Regions from separate parts of the Homo sapiens genome. Here all the other regions are linked to region 1. A link is a loop called in an ENCODE intact Hi-C map of the cell type or tissue named here. Cell type or tissue: PC-3. All regions are shown on one strand. Each heading gives the region's core, and the rest is flanking DNA. Links, peaks and the distances in the headings are about the cores only.

Evidence for each region. A loop is a pair of places that touch in the nucleus more often than their neighbours do. Peaks named below come from ENCODE experiments on the same cell type or tissue, not always from the same donor. Only the 100,000 strongest peaks of a DNase experiment are listed, where the experiment ranks them.
Region 2: it touches region 1 in a loop (6-fold over the local background); 2 of 110 quality-filtered maps call a loop at or near these places.
Region 3: a loop joins it to region 1, with 6 times the contacts of the local background. A loop is called at or near these places in 8 of 110 quality-filtered maps.

The regions. Positions count from the first base shown.
Region 1 is chr3:170,806,325-170,817,242 of GRCh38, reverse strand. The region is part of intron 2 of LOC105374211 (a long non-coding RNA gene); the gene reads right to left. Among named protein-coding and RNA genes, the nearest start is that of RPL22L1, 58 kb to the left of the region's middle. In PC-3, for the core only: CTCF peaks have their summits at 5,083 (motif pointing right), 7,348 and 7,550; DNase peaks (open chromatin) are centred at 5,072, 5,652, 7,592, 7,742 and 1 weaker place; H3K4me3 peaks cover 2,278 bases; H3K27ac peaks cover 3,903 bases.
Region 2 is chr3:170,459,886-170,470,803 of GRCh38, reverse strand. SLC7A14 (solute carrier family 7 member 14) reads left to right here. Exons shown (of 8, transcript NM_020949.3): 8 at 3,427-10,918. The coding sequence ends at 3,749. SLC7A14-AS1 (SLC7A14 antisense RNA 1) reads right to left here and starts at 3,519. Exons shown (of 6, transcript NR_135556.1): 1 at 3,408-3,519. In PC-3, for the core only: no CTCF peak of the experiment used is centred there; a DNase peak (open chromatin) is centred at 4,633; H3K27ac peaks cover 588 bases.
Region 3 is chr3:169,758,659-169,769,576 of GRCh38, reverse strand. ACTRT3 (actin related protein T3) reads left to right here and starts at 16. Exons shown (of 2, transcript NM_032487.5): 1 at 16-256; 2 at 1,227-2,656. The coding sequence starts at 57. The coding sequence ends at 2,145. It also overlaps TERC. RefSeq lists enhancers at 28-287, 1,149-1,293, 4,349-4,888, 5,047-5,136, a cis regulatory region at 1,221, promoters at 4,081-4,585, 3,719-4,585 and a silencer at 4,577-4,836. In PC-3, for the core only: a CTCF peak has its summit at 6,485 (motif pointing left); DNase peaks (open chromatin) are centred at 4,416 and 6,446; H3K4me3 peaks cover 1,727 bases; H3K27ac peaks cover 2,397 bases.

The DNA of each region.
Region 1 (10,918 bases), core at 1,726-9,725:
TCCATGCTCTTTCTGCCACATCATGTTGCCCTTAAAAAATTACATCCATCTTTTTGTACTCATGTAACTGATTTTGATTTTATTTTTTTGCTACATGGGGCTGACTTGGCTCCTCATTTTCAAAGAAGCTTGCCAATAAAAGTGCTCCCCGAACCAACAAACAATAGTTGTATTTTGATCAGATATTATAGGTGTGTCTGAGACACAGCCCAGGAGGAATGTGGCTGTATCTATTCATCTCTTTATAAATATTGATGAAGAATGGTAAAAATGTTTTAAAGGAAACTTTATCTGAAGGAGTGTCTTGGAACGCAGCTGCTTCTTTCCATGTCTTTCATATTTCTTACCCCTGGCACTGAAATCCAAACACTGAAGGGTGGGCCACATCCTAGGGTTTGTTTATGACTGTGGCATCAGCAGTTCTGTATTGGGTTGGCTTTGGGGGAGGGTGGCCCCAGCAATTACCATTGGCATACCTGGTCATTGTCCCTGAGCTGTGACAAAAAAATAACACGGTAGCTCCACAGAGGGAGTTCTGAGTTGCAGATAATTTTATGAACGCCCTTTATTTCAAGGATATGAGAAAAGAAAAAGCCCATTTTGTAGCAAAGAAAACTGAGGTGAAGAAACATTGCTTAGCTTGCCTGAGGACACAGTAACACTGGCACATGTTGGAAGGGAAGTCAGGCCTTCAGGGGTGTGTTACTCTGGGGCCTGCTCCACTACTCATCATTTTCCTTTATTAGTTTCTCATTTAAAAGTTGAGGACAAAGAAGTATGCACAAAGAGGTTTCTCCTTCCTTAGTTACAACAGCAAAATTGAAAACAATTTAAATGGCCAACAGTAGGAAATGTTTAAGAGAAAAAATGTGGTCTATTTATTCTATGAAATATCTAAATATTAAAAACAATAGTTAAAAAATAGTTTGTAATGACTTGGAAAATGCTTTAGTAGAAATTTAGTAGAAATTATCTTTCTGCTGCTTTTTCATCTTCTGGACCTCTGAGCCCATGGTACTCAAAATGCAGTCCTCCCACTGGCCAGCAACATCAACTTCGAGCATGTGAGAAATGTAGAATCTCAGGCCCTAGCGCTGCTGAATCAGCATCAGCATTTGAGCACCATCCCCACGTGATTTACATCACATTAATATTTGTACCTATCTGAGTAAGGAGTCTCAAAGATTCAGTCCTCAGGCAACTTCTCAACTCTGAATACATCTGTGCCTTAAGTTAGTGATTCTGGTGGCATGTTAAGTTTGGTTAAGTTTGGCATGTTAATGGTGGCATTCTATTGCTCTGGGATGTGGCCATGGGGCATAGCACTTGTGTAAGTAACTCAGATGTTTCAAAAATACAGATGAGGTCAAGATCTACCATCTGTGTCAGTGGTGCCCAAACTTTTTGGCACCAGGGACTGGTTTCATGGAAGATAATTTTTCGATGGATGGAGAGGCAGATGGGGGATTGTTTCAGGATGAAACTGTCCCACCTCAGATCATGAGGCATTAGAGTCTCATAAGGAGCACACAACCTAGATCCCTCCCATGCACAGTTCACAGTAGAGCTCCTGCTCTATGAAAATCTAATGCCGCTGCTGATCTGACAGGAGGCGGAGCTCAGGTGGTAATATGAGCCACGGGAGTGACTGTAAACACAGATGAAGCTTGCCTGCCGCTCACCTCCTGCTGTGCCGTGTGGTTCCTAACAGGCCACAGACTGGTAAAAGTCCTCGGCCCGGGGGTTGGCGACCCCTGGTCTACATGATTTCCCCTGTGATACAGTTTTAAGCAGAAAATTCATGATACCAAGTTGTAGGTTCTATGTGTTATTAACTATGGAAAAATGCATACAGAAAAAGACTGGAAGAAAATATACCAAAATATTAATCATTATAAAAATTGAGCTGGGTCCAATGGCTCAGGCCTATAATCCCAGCACTTTGGAAGGCGAAGCAGGTGGATGGCTTGAGTCCAGGAATTCAAGACCAGGGCAACATGGCAAAACCCCATCTCTACAAAAAAAGTTAGCCAGATGTGGTGCTGTGTCTGTAGTCCCAGCTACTCGGGAAGCTGGGAGTTGGGAGGATTGCTTGAACCCAGGAGATTGAAGCTGCAGTGAGCTGTGATCACGCCACTTTACTCCAGCCTGGGCAAGAGAGTGAGGCCATCCAGAGAGAGAGAGAGGCAGAGAGAGAGAGAGAGACAGAGAGAGAGAGAGATGCATTCTTTTGAGGAGGAGTTGGTTTCTTCATATTTTTCTTTATAGTGGTCATAAATCTCAGGCCACAGACTCAGATGTGCAAGAGACATTAACTTTATTCTTTCATACGCCAACTTAATTTCTACTTAGTTCCTCAATCTGCTTGTGGTGAAAACTTTTCAGTCACTTCAGAGGGACCTCTGTCAAATCAAGTTTTGCTCAGTCAAGCTGCCACTAACCTATGGCATCATTGTGCAAATTAGAAAAAGATCCCCTTCCAGGAGGGTGCAGCCCCGCGCCAACACAAACTAGATTTCTGCCTACACCTGCTTCTTAAGCTAGGGGTCCCTGTGCAGTGAATAGTATGCATTTCTGTGTATGGTGGTTCTGGGGACAGCTAATGTAGGACCCCAATTCTTTATCCAGCATTGCAGGTAAATTCCAAGAAGCTTTCAGGTGGCACTGGACTGAATAGAGAGAGGCCACGGAGGGCATAAAGTCCCTGTAGCCTTCATCACTGACATTGTCCTTGCTAGTGTGCTCTGATTCCCATTAGGTCACCAAGGGAATTGGCTGAACAGACTAAGCTTTTTTGGGCTCGGCTCTCTCTCTAGACTTCTAAGCCCCTCTGGGAAATAACTGGCTGCTCCATGAGCCTCCGAGGGAACTCCATGAGATCACCTCAGCCTTGTCTGCCTGGATAGTCTTTGCAGCCATTCTTTAAGTTACATTTGGGGAAGCTGCATAATGGCTGCTGCCCTCCTGAACTTCAGTCACATGCCCCAAAGCTTCTATTCTTAGATATCTCAAACTTTCTTATGAGTTTTTTTTGCCACCTCTCCCTTCTCTAAGAATGGCTGGGGGCTAGAGGAGGAATGGGTAGGACATAAAGCCCTTCCTCAGTGCTATTCTTTTCTACGCAGGGGATCTGTTCCTCTGGGGTAGGCAAACTGCCTCTTGTATCATTTTGTACTCTTCCAGTCTATTGCTTATCCATGGGCTTCATGTCCTCCTCTAAGATTTACAAATCAAAACTTTGACTTAAGGCATTTCCTCTACTTTTCTCTAGTTTCACTCTTACCTGGCTTAGTGAGACGTAATGTTTTTGCAGGTGGTCTGATGTCTGTTATTAAAGGGAAATGCAAGGTTCACAGTGAGAACCCGACACTGGTTTTAGCTCATTCCTTGCAGGAAGCCTGATTTTTCTCACTCAATTTTGTTGGTCAAAATTTAATGAAGGCTGTAAAATCCAATGCAGGATGAGAAACACAACATTCATTCCTGGGTACTCATAGACATTCATGGAGACACTTAGGAGCATCACTTGGGTAGACAGGAGCACGTTCTTCTGCCTGACTACATCTTCCCTACTGAAATGCTGGTTTCGAGTTCACATACCCAGAGATCACTGAAAGCCAGGCACTGGGGAATGGCTAGTAGGGAGAATAGTACAGGGGAAAACACTTCACCCGTGGGTATTCACGAGCTTCCCCAGGAGTGTTTTTAGATCAGAAGACAACTGGTGAATTTCCAGGAACAGCTGCTTCAGTGCTGCCACATCCGTCAGCTCTCAACACGTGTTAGTGTCTGTCCTCCCTCCTTCTTTGGAATTTAGAACTGTGCCATGGTCTGGTTGCAGGAATCTCATTAAAGAGCTTCCCTTTCTGTATTAGTTTGCTAGGGCTGCCATTAACAAAATACCAGAGACTGGATGGCTTAAACAACAGAAATGTGTTTTCTCACAGTTCTGGAGGTTGGAAGTCCAAGATCATGGTGTGATCAGGTTGGTTTCTGGTAAGGCCTCTCTTCCTGTTCTTTGTAGACAGCCACTTTATTCCTGTGTCCTCACATAACCCTTTTTCTGTGAGCACGCAAGGAAAGAAATTTCTGGTGTCTCTTCTCCTTCCTATAAGAACCCCAGTCCTTCAGATTATAGACCAACCCTTAGGACCTCACTTAATCTTAATTACCTCCCTAAAGGCTTGAACTCCAAAAACAGTCACATTGGGAATTAGGAGTTTAACATCAGAATGGGCTTGGGGACTGGGAGAGTAGTTCAGTACTTTAACGCTTTCCCTGACAGAAAATTTTGTGATCACCTACTACATGTTGGGCCCTGTGCCACATGCTGGGGATAATAATTTATAAAAATGTTTCAACCCCTGCCTCAAGGAGCTCCTCCTCTGGGGACTGAGTCTGCAGCCATCAGAGGAGTGGGGTCACAATGAGATGTCTGGAAATGGACCTCTGTGGTAAGTGGGGATTCCTGCATGGCTTTTGCTATGATCGTATCTCAAGAAAGCAAATTCTGCAAATATTCTGAGTGGGTGGTAGTAGAGCTATTTTCTTGATGTGGCAGAGTCGCATACAAAAGCCCTTAAAGGGATCAATGAGACGAATTTCTGAGCTAGTCTGAAACAAGAACTGGGGATGAACTTTGGCAATTGGGCCAGAACTTAAACACAGGATTTTGCTGGGGTCCCAAGGTTCTGCCCATTTGGGACAATCTCTTTCACATGCGCCACACCATTCCCCTTACCACGCCAGCAGATTCAAAGAGGCAGCTTGGTACGTTTTGGTAGGTTTTGGGAGTGAGAAGGCCTGGGGTGGGGGTTGCGGCAAGAGGAGAGCAGCAACCCCTCTCACATTATCAGCTGTGCAGAACCAAGGAGAACCTAAGAAGATCCGCCAAACAGAAAAAGCTGAGATTATGCTTCACAGACCCAAAGACTTTTAAGCTCTTTATTAGCTGCAACAGAATCACCACATGGCAGTACAAAAATGTTCTTGAACTTGACACTTGAACTTGGCTGCAACCCTGCTGGTAAAACTTAGTAATTAGGCAAACAAAAAGCTGGGGAGTGCAATTACGGCCATTGAACCACTAGGGGGCACTCATGGTTTCTCATTCAGAAGAGGAGAGGGGAGGAGGAGGTTATAGGGCTATGGCTTAGGGTGGGGCATTCAGTGTGGTATTGGAGAGGGATGAAAGTTAAAGCTGTTTTGTGTGTTTGTTTTTTGGAGGGAGAGGTGTTAAAGACCTAGTTATTTCGCTAATAATATAGTATGCATTAACCTGGCCTTGACTTCTGTGAAGCTAGCGGGCCCAATAGACTAGCTGGTGGAGAGTTCTGGAGTGTGACATCCCAAACAAATAATTGTTCACTTTAAGATAACTTTCTTTCGTGGGCATTAGAAAAAGGGCATGTTTTGCATCACGAGGGAGAGCGTTTTACGCGCATGCACACACATACTAAACAGACACACCTACTGACTTAAAAACATCAACACACTGTCTGAATATTGCTTCAGGTTGGAAAACAAGGTTGCATCCAAATTGTGTCATCTTTTCAAAATACAGCTGGAGAGAAAATGCTGCCTATATTTCAGGGAGCTTTTAAATTTCAGTGACATACCAGTCTAGGCTGCCAAAAGCTAGAAGAACATGAGTCATCAAGCTAGGTGCACTGATCATAGGAAACACCAGGTCTCAGGCTCCAGCCATCCCCTATCCTCTTCCCTACCCCTACACAAATTTGTGGCTTGTGGCCAGTACCAGGATTTGCTGTTAGTCCCCATGTTCCCGGGGCCTCCTTTCCTCTAAGGTCTTCCAGCCATTGTAACTGGCTTTCTTCCCTTTTATACCTAATAGAGAACTGCTGAGGGCCTTCTTCTTTGTATTTGGGATTATCGGATCAAAAGATTGAAAGTGTGATTGCCAGGTTCTCCCAGAGCGTCCTGCATCCAGATTTGCCACCCTCATCTCATCTGCAGGAGGTGACAGTCAGAAGCAGAAGTTAGACCATGGGCAAGGGCCCTAAAATATTCATTAGGCAAAAGCAAGAAAGCTTGCCTGCCATTGGGGCAGGTGTTGGGCTTGAAACGTTCAGTGTCATTATCTCATTTAATTTTTACAACAATCTGCCAGTTGCTATTACCACCTCCATTTTACAGATAAGGAAACCGAGGACCAGAGAAGCTAAGTACCTTCATATAGATCTGGGATTTAAATTCAGGCATTCTGACTTAAAATTGAATGTATTTTTTAGTCCTAGCTACAAAGCCACTGTCTACCAGAACTACTTGAAATCTCCTTCCCTTTTCTCTGGCTTCTCCTTGTAATTGAGGATCTTACATTGGCAATGGTTATATGAATGATGACGATGATAATTACAATACCAGCTAACTTTTACTGATTACTTACTATAGGCCAAGCAATGTGCTCAACACCAAACTTTTATATCTTCAATTCTCACAGAAAATTTACCGTGAAGTTAGTATTTTTACTGCCATTTCATAGATGAGGCACCTGAAGCTTAGGAATGTTAAGAAATTTTTGCAAGATTACACACCCAAGTAGAGCCTGGTTTGGAACCTAGGTCTAATTGCCCCTAAGCCCGAGTATTTAAACCACTATGCTATACTGTGCATAGGGAGATAATTGAATCTATGGAGAAATACTCAGGGCTATAGTACTACTAATCAGACCTTTAAAAACTGAAAGAATAGTGAAAAGGGGTATAGTCATATCTTTATGTGGCATGGTATAATGATGAAGCTGGAAAAGAGTGCTTACATTCTAAAACAGGAAGCTTTCTAACCTTCCCTGCTTAGAAAAATAATCAACTCTGATTATTTCCATGTATTCTGTTCTTGAATTGGAAATTCCAGGAGTCTGGTTTTAATTGCATAGGAAGTCAACCTGGACTGTTATTGTTTGTCAGGAGTCTGTTTTATCATTTTTATGGTCAAGCAATGGACTTCATCACTAGGGATTTAGTTCATGTGTGTTTCTGTTTCAATGGATACTATCAAGTAATTAAGGTTGAGGGAATGAATGGCTACTTTATTGCTAAACGCTAGCATCTGGCTATAAAATGAGGAAAGAGGGAGTGGTCAGGGGAAAGTGGAAGTATGACTAACACTGAACTTCAGTTAATAGATCTGGACACATTGAACCTGAGTAAATAGGTCTGATATTCTCCTGCTTGCAATGCTGGGGATGAAGTAGATGAGCTCCTTCTCACCAGCACCTTGAAAAGAATCAGATATTAAACTAGAACTCAGCAACTACTCAGTATTATTGGAGTAATATTTTTAAACCCAAAGCATTTGAGTAGTTCCCTAACAATATTTCAAAGAACAAACAAAAAGATGTGTTCATCAGCAAGGTCAGATGTGTATCATCTGAATGCCTGCACTGTGAATAGCTCTGCTAATTGGTGAGCTGAGCATGAAGTGACTTGGATGATTAATTAAGGAGATAGGCCTTGAATAGGACGGAGGTGCATGGCCATTGTTGAGCACCTAAGGCAACAGCCTAAGGAGGAAAACTCACTGAAATTCCCTAGGTGGCAGCAGTGAACAAGGCGTTAGAAGGCCCCGAGGATGTGACAGCTCAGAGAAGGAGTATCTTCTAGGGGTCCAGGAGAAGCTGGATTTGCCATCTGGTTTAAGATTTTGAGGTGGGTGGAGATGGGTGTGGGAATGGGAGACAGTGTAGCACAGCGAAGAGTTAGAATCAGTAAGCCTTCTTAGTCCAGCTCTGCCGATCACTGGCTGTGTGGCCTCGGGACAACTGTTCTGTCAGCAACCTCCACCCACCCCCATTTCCTCCTCCCACAAATGGGGCTAGGTGAGGTCATCCCTGGGTACCTTTTGGCATTATATGATTCACAATTTGATGATGCCTCTGGCATTTTCATTGCACTCTTTACAATGAAAGAACTTGATTACCTTGGTTGGGACGTGGAGGAGAGGGTTGTATGTGTGTATTCCAGAGAGATGCATTATGCTACTGTCTTTTTAGCAGTGTTCTCTGTCTGGAGAATATGCTGATCTTTGCAAACTAGAACAATATTGTTGTCCTACCATTAGCGCAGGTAGGTTTTATATGGTTGACATAATTCGCTCACCTATCGCGCACTCTCAACCGTACGCCCTTGCAGTCCCGCAGCTGTGCTCATAAGGGACAGAGCTTTTTAGCACTCTCTTCCAGCCAACTGAGTTTTTGGCTATGTCTTGGTAGTTATAATATCTTTGTTCTTTTTACGTGGTGCCAGGCACTTTGTTAAGCCCATAATACCTCACAAACATACAGCTCTTTTATTCTACCTTCAAGTAGCTTTTAATTATCTTTGTTTAAACAAACCAATCTCTCAAACCCAATTCACCTTAATAATAACTAATATGTACAAATGTTTATTATGTGCCAGGCATATATGTGTGTCCTGAATATGTTATTCTATTTAACCCTTAAAATAAGCCTATGGATTAATACTAGTACTTTACATTATCTGTAGATGGAAATTGAGGCCTAGAGAGGTTAAATAACTTGCCCAAGGCCACAAGACTGATACACAGCAGAACCAGGGTTTGAACCCAGGAAGTCTGTCTCTAGGATCCTCCAAGACACTGCACTTGAAAAAGGGCTAGTGATTTATGCACATGGCTTCTTTTCTTCTCCACTAGATTAAATATAGGTTTTTTTGTTTTTGTTTACTTTTTCAATTTGTTAATTTGCTACAGAGACACTGTATTAGTTCGTTCTCACACTGCTATGAAGAAATACCCAAGACTGGGTAATTTATAAAGACATGAGGTTTAATTGATTCACAGTTCCGCATGGCTGGGGAGCCCTCGGGAAACTTATAATCATGGTGGAAGGCACCTCTTCACAGGGCAGCAAGAGAGAGAATGAGTGCCAGCAGGGGAAATACCAGACATTTGTAAAACCATCAGATCTCATGAGAACTCCCTCACTATCATGAGAACAGCATGGAGGAAATCACCCCCGTGATTCAATTGCCTCCCACCGGGTCGCTCCCACAACATGTGGGGATTATGGGAATTACAACTCAAGATGAGAACTGGGTGGGGCCATAGCCAAACCATATCAGACACTCTGATTTAATTTTGTTCTCTTCCTAGGATCTATAGTTTGGGAATGTCATCACAATAACAAATCCCACCACCACCTCACTAAGATAATTTGTCTCCCCACTAACATTTATTTTAAAAGTCTTTTTTTTTTTTTTTTTTTTTTTGAAACAGTGTCTCGCTCTGTCACCTAGGCTGGAGTGCAGTGGCACGATCTCGGCTCACTGCAAGCTCCGCCTTCAGGGTTCACGCAATTCTCCTGCCTCAGCCTCCCGAGTAGCTGGGACTACAGGCACCCGCCACCACGCTTGGCTAATTTTTTTGTATTTTTAGCAGAGATGGGGTTTCACCATGTTAGCCAGGATGGTCTCGATCTCCTGACCTCGTGATCCACCCGCCTCAGCCTCCCAAAGTGCTGGGATTACAGGCGTGAGCCACCGCACCTGGCCAAAAGGTTTTTTTAAACCTATAGTAGAGGTTGGAGACAGTTATTTTTTGTGTGAGTTTGTGTGTATGTGTGTGTGCATGTGATTGCCAAGGAAATAGTCGCTGAAAAATGGAGAAACACCTTGATGAAAAAAAGGCAGACGCCTTTGGCAACACGTTGCAGGGTATCTGCCAGGGGAAGTTATAAGGATACAAGAAAAGAGATCCATGGCTTGAATGAGTTATTTGCAACAGGGCACAGAGATGAGAAACAGTGAAGAAGACACTGAACGGCAGGAAAGTCAACTGTGGAGTCAAAGGTACCCTCTTGAAAGAATACAGCTGGAGTCCAAGGTCACACTGCAGGAGCCCCAGTGAATTTTTCATGGCTAACTGGAGGACACTGACTGTACTTCTAAAGTTTTTTTTATCTTGACTATAGGATAATTGGTCTACTTTATAGATGTCTCTTATTTAATATTCTTTGGAGAATTTCTCTGTGGAGTTAGACTGGTATCACAAATTAGTGTCTCCATTTTTGAAATGGAGTAAATGAGGTTTGAAATGATTAAGCTACTGGTCTGCAGCTCACCACAGCCTGATGTTACCAGGAAAATAGCTCTTCATTCTGGTGGAGTTTCCTCTCCTCTCTATTCTATCTTCTTCCCTGAGTTTCAGCGAAGACTCAGGTGTTTATGTGATGTCTGTCTGGGGCCAAGGTAAGCATGGAATATGGTTTCTGCATATTTTGTTCAGTATTTGTGCATCTCAGAGGTGTTCCAAATTCAGGCTCAGAGCCAAATTTGCCACTGGCCATTGGCTTCAGTTTCTCCAGAGGAGGAACTCACAGAATAGCCAAAGGTTTTCATTCCTCAGGAATTTAAATAACAATCTATCTTTGTTCATCAGGGAAGAAAGAAGCAAAGACTAATCTCTCAGCTGTGGGAGTTTATTACTTATATGTCACCATGTGGAGCACACTGTCCTCAGCTCAGTGATACTTGGCAAGTCAACAAAGTTTTTCTCCAGCATTGAACTGTTTACGTTGCACCTATTTTGACTGAAGGCTCATGCTATGTGCTTCCTCCACAGAGCCTCTCCCAGAGTTGTTCCTTGAAGGACGTTGGTAAAAAATACATATTAATCACAGGAACACCTGCAGTGCCAGAAAGGACTATAATTGGGAATAAGTGCCATTTGAGGTCTGTCCTTGCCTTCCCCAGTGTCTTATCAATACCCTAAGCCTTTGCTTGGGAGAGAGAGATTTCAAGTTTTCTGTTGATTTACTCTCATCTAAATGCTTGAGGGAAAACTCTTCAGTTCTAGGGGCAGTTGACTCAGCTAGGAGACATCACTTGACCTTCACCTTATATAAGATATCTTGACTTATTCAGGGTACTTTGAAATACTT
Region 2 (10,918 bases), core at 1,037-9,036, 350 kb after region 1:
CGACACAAAGCCCTTGTTTATGTGGGACAGATGGTAATACGTTTCTCTTCTCTTCTCTCTCTCTCCCTCCCTCCCTCCCTTCATCTGTTCCTCTCTGTTTCTTTGTCCCCCTCCATTTTTCTTTTCTCCAATCCTTCTCAGTTTCACACCACTTTTCCTGAATTGACTCAAGGGCCAGCAAGAAAGATAGACACACAGAATGCCAAGCCCTAGGGGAACGGCTTTGCATCTACTATTTACTCTACCAGGCTGCATGCACACGGTCGTTTCTTGTTTCACAGTACTCACATTTGAAATGCATTTTTGAAGACAGAGTGATACACCTTTGAAACTCCAGGGGGTTCAGGGCAAACATGAAAAGACCCATAAATATTTATGTGGCAAGTTTCCATGGATTGTCTTCACAAAGTAAAAAGTAACCACAGTCAATATGTGAGAGCGCGCAGACACAGACACACACACATACACACACACACACACACACACACACACACATGTTCCTTCCAGGCCTGGCCACTCCCAAAGAACACATGTAAACCTCTTATCACATGTTTACTGCAGTGGGCATAGTCTGTAAACCAGCCTGGGGGAGGGGAGAGGAGGTGTGAAGGACTAGACACGCAAGAGACTTCTCTCCCTCCATGTATAAAGCTGGTTCCTCTCCTTCTCAGACCCAGGCAAGTCACTTATTCTTTCCCAGCCTCTGTTTCTTCTTCTGTAAAATGAAGGTTTTAGAATGCATAGGTGATCTATAGCATCTTTTCCAGCTCTAAATATCTATGACTCAAGGTTTTTAGAGAATTCCCATAATATGAATCTATCTGACACCCAAAATACCTTGTGGGGGCAGGGACAGGTCTGTTGGAATCGACAAACCAGTGATGAGTGATGTCAAACCAGTGACTGAACAATGACCTTTGTGGTGGCAGAGGAGAGACGTTTGGGGCAAAGGGAAAAGAAAAAGATGGTATTAAGTTCAGTAGGGAAATGAGTCGTCTATAAGCAAAGTCAGAGAAGGGCATCAGAAAGGAAAGAATTGGCATAATAGGTACCAAGCAGGAGTAGGAGGCAATATTTGGCATCTGCCTGGGTGTCTAGAAGAAAAGATGGCAAAAAAGCAAAGCAGTGCAAAAGGAGGTGTGCACAGGTCCTGCCTGGTCGCCTGAAATCCATTCTCAGATGCCAAACATGCTTCAGACAGAGGCATTCTCCAAGAACCAGCACACTGGCACTCTTAGAAGAGGCCTTAATGTGATGCCCTGTTCTACACAAGGATAATAACCATCCCCCATAGCCACCCCCCACCTACAGAAAAGAAAGAGTAAATACCCTGCTTTTAAAAGATGAATCATTATTTGAGCACTAATAGCTACATCTGCAAATAATTAACTCTAGGATTTATTACCAATTAGGACTATAAATCTGTGCTTACTTTGGCTCCTGGAAAGTTGATTTCACTGGGGAGTGTGGGAGGGAGGGGGGACAAAGTCATTTGAGACAAGGAGGGAGAAATCCAAGCTTAAAAAGGCACACTTCAAATTCAAAAGAGAGCAAGATTTCTCAAGCACCACAGCAGCAAAGCAGGCTTGACTTGCGGTTCTAAGCAAACCAGCCCAGCAGAAGCCTGCAGGGTTAGCAAAGTCAAAGAGACTGGTGCTACTCAGAGGAGGATGTTAGGGCCCGGGAAGGAGGTTGCATACTGTATGGACCCCAGTGCCTAGGCCATAGTGTGGGCTGAGTGGGCAGTGGAACACTGTGCCCATCAGGCACAGTTCATTATCTCAGGGACACTCTGACCATTGGAATCACCTGTGGAGTTTTAAAAACATACCTATGCTTGGGTTATACTGCAGACTAATTAAATCAGAATCTCCAGGATGGGGCTAGGGTATCAGAGTGGTTCAAAAAACACCCCCAGGTGACTTTCAAGTGCAGCCAGGGTTGAGAACCACCACTTACCTCATTTCATCCTCAAGCACTCCCATGTTAAGAGGGTTGCTATAGCTCTCATCGTTTTACAGAGAATGCTGAGGAACAGAGAGGCTAAGTAATGGGACCAGGGTTACACAGCTAACAGTGATGAAGGCAGGATTTGAACACAGAGCCCACAGTCTTACTTATCATGTTCTATGGACTCCAAGGTTATGGTTCCCAGACTTCCAGGCCCTGAACCTTCACAGTCTATTCAAGATAGAAAATGGGGACTCAGGCCAGGACTGATGGCTCATGCCTGTAATCCCAACACATTGGGAAGTGGAAGCAGGCGGATCACTTGAGTCCAAGAATTTGAGACCAGCCTGGGCAACATGGTGAAACTCCATCTCTCAAAAATACAAAAATTAGCTGGGCGTGGTGGCACATGCCTGTGGTCCCAACTACTCGAGAGGCCAAGGCAGGAGAATCGCTTGAGCCCATGAGGCAGAGACTGCAGTGAGCCGAGATCATGCCACTGCACTCCAGCCTGGACAACAGAGTGAGACCCTGTCTCAAAAAAAAAAAGAAAAGAAAAAGAAAATGGGTACTCATAAATGACTTTTATGCATGTTTTTTAAATCATAGAAATGAAACATTAGCATATATGAATGCTACATATTAACGAGGGGGGCAAGTTTCTTTCCTTTGATTGGGATGACATCAACACAGAGGTTGCACTGGACATTTCACGCTTATCAGGAGTTCTCACCCATTCATTCAACAAACATTAAGTGCCAATTTTCTGCAGAGTCTACGACCCTGTGCAGATAATCACACAACAGATGTTCTAAGGGACATAATAGTAGCATGCACTAGACACTCTGAGAGCACACAGAAGAAAGCAGGCAGCTTGGAGTGGCCATGATATATCACGCCTTTAGTGAGTGTAAAATGTCAAGGTAAATCACAGGATAATATATGCATGCTGCTAAGAGGTGAAACATGAGATAGAGTCCCTAACTGGAGGCAGAGAATAATCAAATCTTATAAGAACGTTGGGAATAAACTGTTGCTGATCCATAAATAGTTCACCCAGGGTAGAAAATGCAAATTCCTGGCTGGCAGCTATATGAGTGTAATGAGCCCGACGTCAGCATGGGAGGTGGGGACTGAGGTAACCTAGAGACCCTGTATCCTGTCTAAAGAGGCAGCCAGTTCTCAACACCAGCCAAAAATCACCATGTAGAAATGTGGATGCAGTGTTGTCAGACCTTTTGACTTTTCTAGGAAAATCTGTAAATATGGGTTACTTAACGCAAGATCTCCCAATTTTTAAAAGGCATCTAATTCAAGTATTTTCAAAACACCACATAAAGCAAAGAAAATACATCCCCGCCCCCACCGCCCCCCACCCCGCCAGCTTTGATTTCATCACTGAAGGTGATCTCTCTGCTAGTCCCAGGATCCCAAAGCAATTGCTTATTCACCTGTACCTTTCCCCTCGCCCCACAGGTCTGCTCATTTATTTTGGATATGGCATCTGGAACAGCACCCTGGAAATCAGCGCTCGAGAAGAGGCCCTGCACCAAAGCACGTACCAACGCTACGACGTGGATGACCCCTTCTCAGTGGAGGAGGGTTTCTCCTACGCCACAGAGGGCGAGAGCCAGGAGGACTGGGGCGGGCCCACTGAAGACAAAGGCTTCTATTACCAACAGATGTCAGATGCGAAGGCAAACGGCCGGACAAGTAGCAAAGCGAAGAGCAAAAGCAAACACAAACAGAACTCAGAGGCCCTGATTGCAAATGATGAGTTAGATTACTCTCCAGAGTAGGAGAAACACACAAGTGGGTAGAAATGGTGATGACTGATTTTCAGTAACTTAACCTGTGGGCTAGAAGGTGAAAACTTTTTTGGCTCTCATTTCACAAATCCAGCCTTCCCCAAATTCAATCCCTAGTCATAGCCTGTCATTTGCTACTTTTGCTCTTCAGGATAGTTCTGTTGAAGGGCTTAACCTGGGTCCCCTAACTGGTCGCCTTGTTAAATAAAATAAATAAATAAACAAGAGGCTATATGAAATTCCATCTTAGGTGCAACCACCAGAGCTGATGGTACCAAATGTTTCCTAGGCCTTTGCTTTGCTGGTTGAAGCCCAAGCAGGGGCTCTGGGCAGAAGGCAGAATTTCAGTCACCTGAGACATGGGGACAAAGCTCTGTTCTTGGCATGTCAGGCTGAGTGCTGCTCCCCGAGGTCAGGGTGGGTAGATGGGCATTGGCACTTCCTGAGCAAGCATCATTTTATCCTGCAATCTCACCCAAAATTAATTCATGGAAAAGACACATGCTTCTTTTTATTCACCAACATTCTCACAGCTTCCAAACTATAATTTTAGGATCCAGCAAAGTTCAGGGACTCTGGACCATTTTCCCAATGGTTTCAGATTCACCATAAAGCAGTCAGGCAGACCCAGTGATATGGTAAGAAGCACCATCAAAGCTCTATGTAAATGCCCAGAAGAAAATTAAATAACCATATCTTGCGGTAAAAGCCAGAAGGGCATTGGCAGAAATTAACTCTCTGTCATGGCCTCTCTTATATCAGACTGCAGCTCCTGGTGATATGATGAAAGCGGGCAAAGGTGGAGCATGATTTCATGGCACTGATATGCCTTGAAAAAGTAGGTTGTTTGTTTTATAATCAGATAAAAATTTTTACAAGGAGAAGTGAGCCAGCCACTGAGATCACATTGCAAATTCTCTTTCATATTTCTAAAATTATAAATTCTAAAGTTTTTGAGATAGGCAACCACTTGATTGGTGTGTGCTACTCTGAAAACAAAATAGGCTGAAGTATAGCGACTTAGGTAGTTGCATTCCATGAGATCACATTTCACTTCTGAACCTTATTCCTTGGGGCTAGCTCACTTTCAGAGGTGTATTTTTTTTTCCTGTTATTTCCCAGAGTAGTTTCACTGAAGCCCAGAGAAATATCTACCTGGTAAGATGTAAATTTGGGCCATAAAAGGGGCTATTAAAAGAATTTTCTCAGAAATAGAATAGATGAGAGAATTTGCAAAGGAAAAAAACACACATGGGCTACAATATAAATTCTACTCTTGGGTTACAAGAATTCCTGTGGCTGCACTGAGATACGTACAAATGTATGTGAAGGCACAATTTGAATCAAGCTATCATAGAATTAACCAAGCTATTAAAATTAATCAAGCTATTAATAAAATCTCTGTGAGGATTTCCTGAAAGAGGGACAAAAGAAGAAATTCCTTGTCCTTTCTCTCCTGGATGTATCAGTATGCCAAACGTTTTCCAGAACATATTCGCTAGCACTCAAGTCTGTTCTTTCTGAAAGGCTGAGGCTCATGCCATCTTGGCATGCTTTAGGATTATGGCAAGGAGGTAAAAGTCCATTTTTTCATTCAACTAACACTGGTTGAGAATAGACCCAATGCTAAGTGACAGGAATGAATAGAAGCATGGCACTTGCCCTTGGGGGCTACAGTCCATGGATGAGCAGCACTGGAGCCTGGTAAATGCAGATAAAACAACAAACTTGACAAGTCTCCAGGCTGATGCACTGGGTTTTAACATACATATAAAGATGAATTGAAACTAGTTTTTAAAAAATATGCTTTAAATAAATTACATATCGTAATCATAGCCAATGTATACCATTAAACTAAAATAACTGCAATTTTCTAGATATTTTTTATTCTTCTGTAGTCATTGTTTAGAACTCTGGTTTCCTGAGGTCATTTTGTCATTTTAATATCATGCTTGACAATGCTATGTTTTCTCTTCCCTAGAGTTAACCATAAAGATACAGTGCCTACTCTGTGAAATACAGCATTAGGAATTAATTATAAACTAATTATCAGTCATCTTTTGAAAACAAAGTTTTGAATTGGCTATAGGACTCAACAAATCTGCCTGGTGTAAATAGAATCTGTTAAGCTTGATACATATCTAGATAGATGAGGAGGGGTTGTATTCATTAAGCATGAGAATAGAGAAATAGGAGTGCAAAATGGCAAAATCTTAACGTGGGTGAAAGAGCTTCCTTTTACTAGTGAGGTTTAAGTATTAAAGTAACAATAGCCTGGTGGCAGATGAATGCAATTTCTATAGGATGGGAATGGAAAATGTATGCTTTGGTTAACACCATTGCTGTTGACTTCATGCAGATTCTATTAAGCACTCTCATTTCAGGAGCCATTTTTCCCACATAGTATATTAGTATATTTTAAGCTTAGCTCCCTTTATTTTTCTAAAGTTGATAAATCACCTCCCTAGCAACCTTAGTTTTAAAAAAAAAATCACTAAGATAGAAAAAGTATTTTCAGGTACATAGACATGTTTGTCCTCAGGTTTACCTGCTTCTGTGAACAGTCCCAGATTTTACAATGCAGTTTTCAAATACCATCAATCACTACAATGACAATATTACTATTTTCTTAACAGGTTTCTAAACGATGTATGTGTGGGATCACATTAAAAGTAAGATCACCTTATAATTATCTTAGAAACTTTGCCCCTTGAAGGGAGTCCAAGGAAGACCTACATTTTATTGAATTCTGAATAGCAAAAGCTCTCCGAGTGAGATTTCATTGTGTGGATTTGTGGTTTGGAGCCAATTACTTGATTTTCTTCAGATTTTATTCTACTTATTTATTGGTACTCTGCTTCATTTCAAAAGGATTTGAGGCAGCTACTAAAATATATATAATACAAAACAAAAATTAAGTGAGGAACTCAGAGCAAACAAAAATAGAAACAGAAAGGATAAGACAAAACTAGACGTATATTTAGTACATAAATGCAGAACCCTGACATGCTTTACTAAATTTGCCAATGAGTGACACCATGAAAAATAATAGAATTAGTGGTAATGACAAGAAGAAGTACTTCTGCATGATAAGAACAAATCTTTCCCCATGCAGGTAGAGGTTTGAAATAGCATAGATCATTAAAATCCACAGGTAAGCTTCAAACCTAGATTTTGCTAGCTACATGTGCCTGGCATATAGTGTGTATTCAAGAAATACCTGATGATTGACAGAATGAATGAATTGGAGGAAAATGAAATATTTATTCAACAATTACTTGTGGAGTGCCTATTATGTACTATGGCAGATATTGATATCGTAAGTCAGATAAAAATCCAGCTCTTAAGAAGTAGAGGAAATAGAGCTTGGTGTGGTGGCATGTGCCTATGATCCCAGATAGTTGAGAGACTGAGGGAGGAGGATCACTTGAGCCCAGGAGTTCAAGGCTGCAGTGAGCTATGATCACACCACTGTACTCCAGCCTGGGTAACAGAAGAATACCCTGTCTCTTAAAAAGGAAAATCAAATAGGGGAAATGGGATATATAAATAAAGAACAATAGTGAATGTGTCAGGTGAGATGACGGACTTGTAATGTGCTGTGGGGGGTCAAATATGAAGAAGGCCTTCTTCCTCTGGAAAGGTCATAAAGAATGTCACACTTGTGTTGGAACTTGTGAAGTGGGTAGAATTTTATCAAGTAGAAATGAGAGAAAGGCATGCCAAGCAAAGGATCGGCATGAATAAGGTCTACTAGTTTGTGGTCCTCTGGCTAAGAATTTGTGCTGTGCCTCCATTAAGAGAAAGCAAGGAGCTAGTTTGCCTGGAGCACATGATTTATGCATGACTTATACATGCAACAATAAGAAATAATGCTAGGAAGGCAGGTGAGGGATCACTCACAGAGAGACTTGAATGTCACACTGAGCTGACTGGCTTTCCTCGGGTGAGAGAGTGGGAAATAATTGGGGAACTGACGAAAGTGTGAATCCAGGAAGGCTGAACTTTAAGAAAGCTGAGACGGTGGCTTCCTTACCTATGCAAGGAACTAACAAGCCACATATACACTCCAAATTGATTTAACAAATTAAAGAGAAAAATAGCTGTACTTTGAGTCCTGTGTCTGCATTCATCATTAACCTAAGAAAATACAGCCATTTAATACGTGGACAAGCAACACAATTTAACAGCCACTTTAAAGTTTTCAACAATAGGTTTCAACAACTAAACCTAACAACTTTTTATATCTATCTAATCTAAACAGTAAAATCTCAGCTCCAGGTTTTACTGAGCTTGAGTGCTACTTTTTTTTTTTTAGACAGAGTCTCATTCTGTCACCCAGGCTGGAGTGCAGTGGCATGATCTTGGCTCACTGCAACCTTCACCTCCCGGGTTCAAGCTATTCTCCTGCCTCAGCCTCCCAAGCAGCTGGGATTATAGGCGTGTGCCAGTTCTACTTCTTAGTAACAAACTAGTAGCTAATCAAATGCCTACATAATGGTCATGATAAATCTGTTTAAATAAATGGCGGGCGGAAGGGAGTTGTTGAATTTAACAATCCATCCTTCTTCAGAATCTATAGGTCAGCCAGAATATAAATCTAGTAATTATTGAAAAACAAAACACAAACTCCTTCAAAGAAATCTCTCTCCTCTATTCTGCTGAAAAGGGTTGGTAAACCTGACATCCTTTCTTTTATTGGAAGACAAATCCAACATTTGTTAGACATCCAACATTTGTTGGAAGTCTACCTTACAAGAAACCACCTCTTATCTGCAACATAAACAGAAGCTACATCAGGTTGAAAATCCACATAGAAGACTGGAGAAAATTGCCGTCCCCTTTCGCACTAGGTTTTACCAGGGGCCCAAGATGTCAGAGGAAAGTCCGCGGAGGGCCAAACACAGGTTTACCTAATTATGAATCTCAGATTAGAATGTCTTATTGTGTGGAAAAGTCAGAACTCAGGAAATGTGTCTGAAGCCAGAGCGGGGGTCTGCTTACGGAGTCTACGCAGCGGGTAGGGGTCCACTATTGGAGTATAAACCTCAGGTCAGTGAGTAGTGCAGAGGTGTCCCTAACTTCCAATGGAGGGAAAGAGAGGAGAGCAAAGGAAACACATCCAGAAGTCGCCACGAGGGCTGTGTGCCAGCGCTCCATTTTCATGCTGTTTGGAACAAGACGTGTCAAGGAAGATGTTTCTATCCAAAGTCTTCATGGAGCCTCTGCTTCCCCTGTACCTGTGTAGCTCCCTGAAACTGAGGACCCACGTGTCTGCAAAGACCTCTGGAGATCCTAAGAGAGAGAGGCACCAGCAGGTAACCAGTGGTGGCCTGGCCACGAAAGAGTATTTGAAATTCAACAGTGAGCAAGTGCAGAAACAGCATCCCAAACCGCAGGCCCCACCACACGCAGGAACCAGAAAGCTGAAGTTTCACCAAGGAGTTTACTTAGTATTTCTCGCTGGGAATGGGGATGGGTAGCAAAAAGCCCCTTTCATGTACATAATGGTTGGTCCTATGTCCTACTTTTATTTTCTCTAAGAGTTTTAGAAGAAAGGCTGTTTTAATTTTTTTTTCTCCTTAAGAGCAACTTCCTTTTTAAAATGCTTTCCTCTTCTTGTCCTGCTTGAGTAATGCAGGCATCATTCTGAAATCATTCTGAAACAGCTAGGCAGTCGCCTTTTGCCAAAATTACTTCTCTAAGAAAATAGAGTGTTCTTTTTTTTAGGACTTAGAACCCACAAGGGGTGAGTGGAAGTTTTGTAGCCCATCAAAGGTGAATATGTGTTCTGCAGTATCAACTAAAACAGTGTACAAAATCATTAAACTGGGCCGGGCGCAGTGGCTCATGCCTGTAATCCCAGCACTTTGGGAGGCCGAGGCGGGTGGATCACCTGAGGCCAGGAGTTCAAGACCAGCCTGACCAACATGGAGAAACCCCATCTCTACTAAAAATACAAAATTAGCCAGGTGTGGTGTTGCATGCCTGTAATCCCAGCTATTAGGGAGGCTGAGGCAGGAGAATCGCTTGAACCCGGGAGGCAGAGGTTGCAGTGAGTCGAGATCACACCATTGCACTCCAGCCTGGGCAATAAGAGCAAAACTCCGTCTCAAAAATAATAATAATAATAATTTAACTGTGTTCTGCACACACAGAATTACAAAATCCCTATAGGACTTTCACAGATAGCTTTGGGCTTAAGGTCTTCGGACAACAGGTAGTTCTAATTTCTTACTCTTTGGGACATTTAGTACATGTTGGTACACATAAGGAAAGAAAATGGCTTATATTAGAGCTAGGAAACAGGGGCAGCCTGGATTTTTATGGTAGGAACTCACTCTGTGCTTTTTTTTTTTTCTGTTAAGTTTTCTTGACACTGACTTCGGTAACATTGGCTAAAGGGAATTGTGAGTCATGTGAATTTCACCTGCAGTGCAGACTTTAAAGGACTGTGTTCATTCTGATTTGGGGATGAAGAGAATGTTCCATGCACATCTATTGATTGGTCTTGGCAGTTGCTGATACGCTTGTCTCATTCACACTCCCAAAGGCGAGGATTTACCCTAGAAATCATAAACCCCCACTTTCCAAAGCAAAGATGCTGTTAATGTTATGATGGTGCATAAATACCTCAACTGTCTGGGCTGAGAGAGGGGGCTGCAGGTTTTTAAGAGAGCAGCTATAGTCCTCATTCCATGTAGTCACATCATCTGATGACAGGACTCCACATTCTAGCTTTTCTCACTGTGGAAAAGAAACGTTACTGTTTAATTAATATCCAAAGTTATAAATACAGCTTGTAAATTTTACTAACTTGTTTCTTTTTCGTTTCGTCCTTGAGAAGTACAACTTGCATTTACAGATGGTAATTCCTAGTGTTGTTCTCTGCTATCTTTTTTTGGTATGAAATTGCTGTATTTGTTAAAGTTTGTTCGTTTTGTGGTTTTTAATTCCCATTGGTGTGCTGTACAATGTAGTGTATCATGAAGAAAGAAATAATATGCAGATGTATTATGAAATGTGTTTTATTTTCAAATGTGTGGTGTTGACAATATATTGATTTATCAAGATACTAAGGGAAAATTCTAAATTTAACAAAATGTGTATATTTTAATAAATGCATAAAGCTTTATTGTGTGCCTTTAAATTTAAAAATG
Region 3 (10,918 bases), core at 1,913-9,912, 1.0 Mb after region 1:
GCCGAGCCCGTAGCTAGAGCGGCTCAGAGACAGGAGGCGGCGGCAGCAGCGGCGGCATGAACCACTGCCAGCTACCGGTGGTGATCGACAACGGCTCGGGAATGATCAAGGCGGGCGTGGCTGGGTGCCGGGAGCCCCAGTTTATCTACCCGAACATTATCGGCCGCGCCAAGGGCCAGAGCCGCGCGGCCCAGGGCGGGCTAGAACTCTGCGTGGGCGACCAAGCTCAGGACTGGAGGAGCTCGCTGTTCATCAGGTACCTCCTTCTCCCAGCAGGCTGCTGGGGCTGGGGAGGGTGGGTGGGGTGGGGGTGGGGTAGGGTGGGGCTGGGGAGGTTGGGGGGTGGGGCTGGGGTGGCTGGGGGTGGGGGGACTGGGGGTGTTGTCGGGGGGCAGGAAAGGACCCCAAAGGAGGTGCGCAATGGGGACAGAAAGAATAAGAAAGCCGGGAGCTGGAAAGCCCCATCCAGCTGGAATTACTACAAACGCACGGGCCACAAATCTCCAAGGGTACCACACATCTAAAAACTGAACATTTTGCTCTCTGTGGCTATACAAATGTATTAAAACGTATAAAGTTATCGAACGAATTCATTTAAGAATATTAACTCATGGTCCCTTTTGTCACTTGGGTTATTCTCTTCAATTGACATTTAAACTATACTATAATGTGGACATTTCCCAATTTTTTAAAAGTCACAAGGTTCCAAAGGACAGAGAAAATGGAAAGCAACAAAAATCGCAGAGGTAGGCCGGGCGCGGTGGCTCACGCCTGTAATCCTAGCACTTTGGGAGGCCGAGCAGGGCGGATCACGAGGTCAGGAGTTCGAGACCATCGTGGCTAACACGGTGAAACCCCGTCTCTACTAAAAATACAAAAAAATTAGCCGGGCGTGGTGGCGCGCGCCTGTAGTCCCAGCTACTCAGGAGACTGAGGCAGGAGAATGGCGTGAACCCGGGAGGCGGAGCTTGCAGTGAGCTGAGATCGCGCCACTGCACTCCAGCCTGGGTGACAGAGCGAGACTCTGTCTCCAAAAAAAAAAAAAAAAATTGCAGAGGTAAGTAGCTGTGCTATTTTTGGCTGACACTTACCTGCTGTGAGAGGCTGTGGCAGTTATTGCCCATAAAGGGATATTGGTAATAAACGCGGGGAATTAACTGAGGGTCGAAGACAATAGAAACTAGAAAAATAAAAAGCTGTCATTGATCTTATTGCTTTCCTTACAGTTACCCAGTGGAGCGTGGTCTCATTACTTCATGGGAGGACATGGAGATCATGTGGAAGCATATCTATGACTATAACCTAAAGCTGAAGCCGTGTGATGGCCCAGTCTTGATTACTGAGCCAGCGCTGAACCCACTGGCCAACCGGCAACAGATCACGGAAATGTTTTTTGAGCATCTGGGTGTTCCTGCCTTCTATATGTCCATCCAGGCTGTGCTGGCTCTCTTTGCTGCTGGCTTCACTACTGGCCTTGTGCTGAATTCAGGTGCTGGGGTTACCCAGAGTGTGCCCATCTTTGAGGGTTACTGTCTGCCTCATGGTGTGCAGCAACTGGATCTGGCAGGCCTTGACCTCACCAACTACCTCATGGTGCTAATGAAGAACCATGGTATCATGTTGCTCAGTGCTTCAGACAGAAAGATTGTTGAAGACATCAAGGAGAGCTTTTGTTATGTGGCAATGAACTACGAAGAGGAAATGGCCAAGAAACCCGATTGTCTAGAGAAAGTTTACCAACTACCTGATGGGAAGGTCATCCAGCTCCATGACCAGCTCTTTTCTTGTCCAGAGGCCCTCTTCTCTCCGTGTCATATGAACCTTGAGGCCCCTGGCATTGATAAGATATGCTTCAGCAGCATAATGAAATGTGATACAGGCCTGAGGAATTCCTTCTTTTCCAATATTATCCTTGCCGGGGGATCAACCTCTTTCCCTGGTTTAGACAAGCGGTTAGTTAAGGATATAGCAAAGGTGGCTCCTGCCAACACCGCTGTGCAAGTTATAGCTCCTCCAGAAAGGAAAATATCAGTGTGGATGGGAGGTTCTATTCTTGCATCCTTGTCTGCCTTCCAGGACATGTGGATCACTGCTGCAGAATTTAAAGAAGTTGGACCCAACATAGTACACCAAAGATGCTTCTGAAATACAGATAAAATGGTTGGAAGAAAATGTTTTGAGTATATGTGACAGAAAACTTTGGATATTATATGTTTCTGGGAGAAGAGAAAATACTTCACCTATTGGGATGCCAATATTTCTGTTGTATTTCTATAATGGGTTTGGGGGATAATAATGGTGAAGCTCAAGAACAGATGTCTATTGAGTAGAACCAAGTTAAAATAATGTTTCCCATAGTGTTTCTTCTATAACTTGACGTTGGTGAGCTTATATTTCCCTTGGAAGAGAGCATTTGTGGTACAATATGCTATGTGCCAAATGAGTGATAAGATTTAAGCTTATTGAAGTTTAGGGAAAGAAGGTTGCTGTGGTGAGGAACGAGACTCCATAGCAGAGGTATGCCATCATGGAAGGGGTGGCATTGGGATGGAGCGCAGATATCCAGGCAAGCATACTAAAATGAACAAGTTGCTAAAGATGAGAATGAACAAAGCATATTCAGGGCATGTTTAATAGACTGATTTTGTTTTTAAAATTTTTGTTTATGTATGTATTTATTCATTTATTTAGTTTTAGAGGCAGAGTCTTGCCCTGTGTCCCAGGCTGGAGTGCAGTAGTGCAATCATAGCTCACTGCAGCCTCCAACTCCTGGGCTCTGCCCTCAGCCTCCCAAGTAACTGAATCCACAGGTATGCACCACCACGCCTAAGTTTAGACTGATTTTGTTCAAGTCAAGAGCTCATATAGAGCAGAACAAGCGCTATGACTAGCAAGGTTAAGTGAAGGCCAGGGACTGAAAGGCTTAAAGTGCTAAATATCCAATATGCAAAGGAGAGAAATTAAAGATTTAAAAGCAGGAGCCATAAGGAAACTATGTTATGATGAATGTGATAGTTTGGAGAATAAATTGAATGAGGAAGGCCCTGGAGATTTGGTGATCAGTTAGAAAGTTACTAGTCCACATATAAAGTGCCAAGTCTTGTACTCAAGATTATAAGCAATAGGAATTTAAAAAAAGAAATTATGAAAACTGACAAGATTTAGTGCCTACTTAGATATGAAGGGGAAAGAAGGGTTTGAGATAATGTGGGATGCTAAGAGAATGGTGGTAGTGTTGACATATAACTCAAAGCATTTAGCATCTACTCTATGTAAGGTACTGTGCTAAGTGCAATAGTGCTAAAAACAGGAGTCAGATTCTGTCCGTAAAAAACTTTACAACCTGGCAGATGCTATGAAAGAAAAAGGGGATGGGAGAGAGAGAAGGAGGGAGAGAGATGGAGAGGGAGATATTTTACTTTTCTTTCAGATCGAGGACCGACAGCGACAACTCCACGGAGTTTATCTAACTGAATACGAGTAAAACTTTTAAGATCATCCTGTCATTTATATGTAAAACTGCACTATACTGGCCATTATAAAAATTCGCGGCCGGGTGCGGTGGCTCATACCTGTAATCCCAGCACTTTGGGAGGCCGAAGCGGGTGGATCACTTGAGCCCTGGCGTTCGAGACCAGCCTGGGCAACATGGTGAAACCCCCGTCTCTACTAAAAACACAAAAACTAGCTGGGCGTGGTGGCAGGCGCCTGTAATCCCAGCTACTCAGGAGGCTGAGACACGAGAATCGCTTGAACCCGGGAGGCAGAGGTTGCAGTGAGCCGAGATCACGCCACTAGACTCCATCCAGCCTGGGCGAAAGAGCAAGACTCCGTCTCAAAAAAAAAAATCGTTACAATTTATGGTGGATTACTCCCCTCTTTTTACCTCATCAAGACACAGCACTACTTTAAAGCAAAGTCAATGATTGAAACGCCTTTCTTTCCTAATAAAAGGGAGATTCAGTCCTTAAGATTAATAATGTAGTAGTTACACTTGATTAAAGCCATCCTCTGCTCAAGGAGAGGCTGGAGAAGGCATTCTAAGGAGAAGGGGGCAGGGTAGGAACTCGGACGCATCCCACTGAGCCGAGACAAGATTCTGCTGTAGTCAGTGCTGCCTGGGAATCTATTTTCACAAAGTTCTCCAAAAAATGTGATGATCAAAACTAGGAATTAGTGTTCTGTGTCTTAGGCCCTAAAATCTTCCTGTGAATTCCATTTTTAAGGTAGTCGAGGTGAACCGCGTCTGGTCTGCAGAGGATAGAAAAAAGGCCCTCTGATACCTCAAGTTAGTTTCACCTTTAAAGAAGGTCGGAAGTAAAGACGCAAAGCCTTTCCCGGACGTGCGGAAGGGCAACGTCCTTCCTCATGGCCGGAAATGGAACTTTAATTTCCCGTTCCCCCCAACCAGCCCGCCCGAGAGAGTGACTCTCACGAGAGCCGCGAGAGTCAGCTTGGCCAATCCGTGCGGTCGGCGGCCGCTCCCTTTATAAGCCGACTCGCCCGGCAGCGCACCGGGTTGCGGAGGGTGGGCCTGGGAGGGGTGGTGGCCATTTTTTGTCTAACCCTAACTGAGAAGGGCGTAGGCGCCGTGCTTTTGCTCCCCGCGCGCTGTTTTTCTCGCTGACTTTCAGCGGGCGGAAAAGCCTCGGCCTGCCGCCTTCCACCGTTCATTCTAGAGCAAACAAAAAATGTCAGCTGCTGGCCCGTTCGCCCCTCCCGGGGACCTGCGGCGGGTCGCCTGCCCAGCCCCCGAACCCCGCCTGGAGGCCGCGGTCGGCCCGGGGCTTCTCCGGAGGCACCCACTGCCACCGCGAAGAGTTGGGCTCTGTCAGCCGCGGGTCTCTCGGGGGCGAGGGCGAGGTTCAGGCCTTTCAGGCCGCAGGAAGAGGAACGGAGCGAGTCCCCGCGCGCGGCGCGATTCCCTGAGCTGTGGGACGTGCACCCAGGACTCGGCTCACACATGCAGTTCGCTTTCCTGTTGGTGGGGGGAACGCCGATCGTGCGCATCCGTCACCCCTCGCCGGCAATGGGGGCTTGTGAACCCCCAAACCTGACTGACTGGGCCAGTGTGCTGCAAATTGGCAGGAGACGTGAAGGCACCTCCAAAGTCGGCCAAAATGAATGGGCAGTGAGCCGGGGTTGCCTGGAGCCGTTCCTGCGTGGGTTCTCCCGTCTTCCGCTTTTTGTTGCCTTTTATGGTTGTATTACAACTTAGTTCCTGCTCTGCAGATTTTGTTGAGGTTTTTGCTTCTCCCAAGGTAGATCTCGACCAGTCCCCTCAACGGGGTGTGGGAGAACAGTCATTTTTTTTTGAGAGATCATTTAACATTTAATGAATATTTAATTAGAAGATCTAAATGAACATTGGAAATTGTGTTCCTTTAATGGTCATCGGTTTATGCCAGAGGTTAGAAGTTTCTTTTTTGAAAAATTAGACCTTGGCGATGACCTTGAGCAGTAGGATATAACCCCCACAAGCTTAGCGTTCCAATAACGGAACACTAGGCATAATGAAAGACGGAAAAGAAATTTATTCCACACCCCCCACCCCCAACCCTCCCAGCCGGCAGTCTCCCACAAGAATTGGCTCTGATTTCCTTTAAGAAAATAAGCTAATGGCCCACTAGGTTGAAAGAAACAAACAGGCCATTCTGCCCACTTATCACGACAAGGTAATTCCGTCCCAAATCCATACCTTCAATTCCTTAGGATCATCTGGGGGTAGTTGCCAAGAGAGAGAGCAGCCAGGGGTGTGTATATAAAGGCCCACCTTTAGGGTGATAGCCTGAATCCTGATGATTGAAAGTCAGAAGTCAAGACCATGTCAGTAAATTTATGAACATGTATATTTGTAGCTTTTTAACCTATTACCTAAGTAGGTCCCCTGGAATTGTCTAGCAGATACATTTCTTAGCACTATTAGAATTAAGAAATGTAAAAAAACCTCTAGAGTCCACTGTTGCTGGTAATGTTCTCTAAATAAGGAAAAATATTTTTCCTATCAGCATGGTTTTGTGGAAAAGTAAGGAATGATTTTGCCAAGAACTTGTCTAGAGTCTTGAGGAAGTAGCTCAGCTTCAGTAAGCCTCAGTTTACTCAAGGTGATCTAAGATCGCTTTTTCTTCTCTTTCTTTTGAGACGGAGTCCCACTCTGTCACCCAGAGCTGGAGTGCAGTGTCCCCATCTTGGCTCACTGCAACCTCTGCCTCCTCGGTTTCTAGCGATTTTCTCTCAGCCTCCCAAGTAGCTGGGTTTACAGGCACACACCACCATACCCGGCTGATTTTTTTGTATTTTCAGTAAAGTTGGGCAGGCTGGCCTCGAACTCCTGACCTCAGGTGATCCGCCCGCTTCTGCCTCCCAAAGTGCTGGGATTACAGGCGTGAGCCACCGTGCGGGGACTAAGATCCCTTTTGCAAGGGCGGGGACTCCTTGAACTACAGACAAGTGCATGTCTTTTGTTCTTACTCCATCTAGTGGTACTTTTGCTTCTCCACATTTACAACATTTGTGGTGGTGCAGGGCCGTGAAGCAAGAATGGCCACAGACTGGGAATGTTTTTCTTTCATTTTTAAAAAGAAAACAGTGATTTAATACATTCAATTTAAAAATAAGTCCATAGTTGTTTTCTAGCTCATATTTGAAGTCGTCCCTCTGACATGTCTATTACAAACAGTCCAAAGGACAATTCTTAGTATTATAAACATTAAATATATTGTTTCTTTTTGGTAAAATGATTAAGTTATATAATTCTAGAGTAAAGACGGCCAGTCATCCTGGATGACCATACAGGTCATCCAGTGAGATAATTTATGTGAAAACTTTCTGTACATAATAATTATTGCAAAAGTGACTTCTTACTGCCACCGATTTGAGTGACTCTAGCAGATGAAGAAACTGCTGCGGAGAGGGGTTTTAGTTACTTGCCTAAGTTATTTACTTGCCTAAGTTAATTTTTTTGCAGAGTTGTGACCAGAAGCTAGGCTTCCCAAGTTCTAGTCCAGTGTTCTGTTCACTGTATTGCACCCTAAGTCTTTGTTGGTTAACCTGGGGCAGATGGTTAGCATTAACTCCATCGTCACTTTCTGGTTTAAAATAAAATAACCTCCTTAATGGTTGTAACCTTGGTTTCCACCCCACATCCACTCCCGCCCTAATACTCTTCGATGTGATTTTGTGCTGTGTGTGTTTCACTTTTTTACAAGTACAGTTGATTCTAGTTATTTGCAGTAGTTACATTCTGTGAAGCCTCTGTGAACACTGGATTAGTGAATACTGAACCATTGCTCCCAGAGGAATTACGGGATTAGGTTCCTGGGAACATTCGGTCACAACATTTTTGTCAAAGAATCGATACATAATCTTGTGTGTGTTTCTGTTAAAGACATCCTAAAGTATGTTGTTGATTCATTAGCACTGAACTCATATTCAACAACACTATCACTTAAGCCTGAATGAAGGCTAACACAAGTATTTTTTTTCTGTAAGACACATCACAGCTTTCTTGTGCTTAGGAACGCTAGACAGCACTTAAGCACTATGATTGGGGGTCATTTTAAACAGCACAGTCACCAACTAAAAGCATACAAATGTGAAAAACTTGCCATTAAATAGACCAGAAATAGGACACTTGTTTATAGTGTCCTTTTTGGACTACAAAGGCAAAAGAGAACCTATGTGTTGGGGAAATCAAACTTTTCAGGGCTCTGCACATGCCCATGAATGACTATGAAAGCACTGCAGGTATTGCTTTTGAGATTATAAACAATTTCGGTGACTAGGTGAATCCACAAATACAGAATCTATGAATATTGAGGGTTGACTGTACTTCAAGGTCTATGTGACAGCTGTATCTGAGAGAGACTACAGATGTCCACATGGTTCCTGAGGTACTTAGGGCTTGTTTCATGCCTTTTATATTATTTAAACCAGTGATTCTCAAAGGGGTATAGTGAGAGAAAGGGTATATGAAGTTTGCAAATGACGATACTTGTTCTCTTTATTTTGTTACTTAGGTTGTATTTCACATGAAGGATGTGAGAATTTTATGCGTATGAAGGAAGCATTAGCTTTAAAAATACTGAGAAACATGCTTTTTCTTTTGTCCTTCAGAATGAGGGGCTTCCTTTGTAAGGTCTGGAGTTGGTTATGGGTTTTGACTCTGAGGATGACATTGAGTTTTAATTCAGCTTGTCCTGGTTCTGCAGTCAAAAATTCCATGTTAGCCTGGCTCGAGACTTAAGAGACAAATAGATGGCACAGGCACAAGCGTGTGTACACATGCACCCACCGTCATACAAAGTGTAAGGGAGGAGTGGTTTTAAATAAGATGAGAATGAAGTGACAAAAGGTAACTGTCATTCCTTCATGTTCATTCTTTTAAGGTAATAATATGTGATGGAAGTAAAAACAGCGAAAATACCCAAGAATTAGCCCAGGATATGCAAATTTAAATGTCTGCAGTGGACAGAAAGGAAACAAAGAAGTGAATCACACTGGGAATAAGAAAATGGAGACTATAGAGATGGTAGGGAGAATGAGCTTCCCTTTTTAAGGAGGCAGCAATCTTACAGAAATTGAGCCTAAAATTGTCAGTATTGCAAGAGAAGACAAAAATTCAGATTTTTATGTCAACACCACTGATTATAGAATGTTGGTAGCTAAATTGAAATAAAATTTAAATATTATATAAGTGCATGGTAAAGAATTTGGATGGCTTTTGTTCCTGAACCCTGGGAAGTAGCCTCTAAACCCTTGGAATTCACCAAGAATGGTGGGAGTGTCTTTTCTTGGTAGGCCTCTTGGACTAGACCCAATAGTTTACACTAACGAGATGACTCATGACTGGGGGTTGGTCAGCCATGTGATTAGAGTGTTGGGGCTTTGGGCCCCATGATACTAGCCCGACCTCTTGAGAGACTTGGAGCCACATGTCTGAGCCTTATGACTAGTGATTCATCCAATCATGCCTGTAATGAAGCCCCAATAAAAACTCTGGACACACTGAAGCTTGGATGAACGTCCGTGGTTGGCAGTACTCAGTGTGCTAGGAGGAAAATGTGTCCCTGAGGACATGAGGAGAGGGACAATGGAACCTTCTTTCTGGGACCCTCCCAGACCTCACTCTATGTGTCTCTCCCTTTGGCTGGTTTTGATTTGAATCCTTTTGCTATAATAAAACCATAATAATAACTATAATAAACATCCTTTTGCTATGATAAAACTGTAATAAAACCGAAATAACACTTTCCTGAGTTCTCTAAGTCATTCTACTGAATTATGAAACTTGAAGGGGTAGTGGGAACCCCTAAATTTGTAGGCAGCTTGTCAGATGTAAGGATGGCCTGGGGACCTCCTAGCTTAGGTTGTTGATAGCTGAAGTCATTGCAATGCACCAATAAAAAAACGTTTTGAGATAAAATCTGGTCTATTATAGGCTATTAATTTGCGACCTTTGGCCTAGGCAAATTTAAGCATTCCTGAGTGCTTTCTCTAGAAGGGTGAGGGTTTGGACCATCCTACCAGTTTGAGGCCTACCCAAAATAAATGTATTTGAGAGGAGTTTACACTGGTGGTATCTGTTATAGGTTTCTGGGAATATCACTAAAGAGAAGTTTCAAAATTAAATTTTAATAATATTCTGAAAATAGTAGTGCTAATCCTTCACGTATAGGGGTTAGGGTATTTCTTCCAGTGGTTCTGCCTGAGGGGTGGGCCTGTTTTTCAGTGTCCATTCTGTCAGTCGTTATGGGATGTGAAGAGGGTTCCAAGGGTTCCACCATCACTAGGTGGAAATGAGGCAACTTTTCCCATATTTTTCCTTTACTCTGGTTTGTATCTCCCCTCCTAGGTAGGTATCAAAGTATATATGGTCTTCATTTGTGTTGCCTCAAATTCTCATTTCTTCCTTGATATAAAAAGGAAACAGGAAGACATTGAAATAAGGATATTATTGTGGTCCTGTACTTTTACCCTGTTCTAACCTAGCTGAGGGAATCTAGCATAAGTCACCCAACTTTACATTCCACATGTGTCAACCGGATGTACTAAGACTTCCCTTGAAGGGTGGTTGTGGGGAGAATATATGAGTAATATATATGACAGCAACTGGTATTATTAATGAGAGGAGAAGTCTGTCTTACTCTTTACTTTGCAAGTAATGATTTTACAGCGCTCTGATGGGTATGTTGTAGTTACTCTGGCAGGAAGTGGTTTTGACTTGGGTATATAGTTAAGAGATATATGGAGAAGGGTGGAAGTGCTAATGGTTTGTGAATTTTTAAAATAACACCAATTATGAACTTGATGCACACCTGCAGCTAGAATCTTTCTCTAGATGATGTTTGACTATCATTTTTTTTTTTTTTTTTGTCTTGGGGCTCTAGGTTTTCACTTTGGTGATATTTATGTGTGTACTATGGCTGTCTATATAAGTGTTAAAAGGCATAATTATAGTTATTAAAAACAATTTAAGGAAAACAGAAAAATGCAATAATGAAGAAATACAAATACTGACTTTTTTGTATGATCAATGAGGATATTATAACTAAAATGAAAAACATTATACATATCAGTTGCAAAAACAGTTACATTCCCCACAATCTTTTTAAAAAATGCGAGTAGTTTGCTAAAGTGAACTGGGTGACTTATTTTCAACCTTGGAAGAAAAACTCAATTAAAGCTACATTTGAACTGTAATGGCACCAAGGAGTTCAACTTGACCTCATATGCCAGATTATAATCATCTTTCAAGTGTACAAACAAGGAAGCATAGTTATCAAAGAATGAGAAATACGTTTGTTCAAAGACCATTTACTGCTTTAACAAGAGGTGAAAGCTTGCCAGAAATATATAAACACCTACCCCAGTGCTATTCATAGGCTTAACATGTTCAAAGACTTGGGGGCGGAGGGGG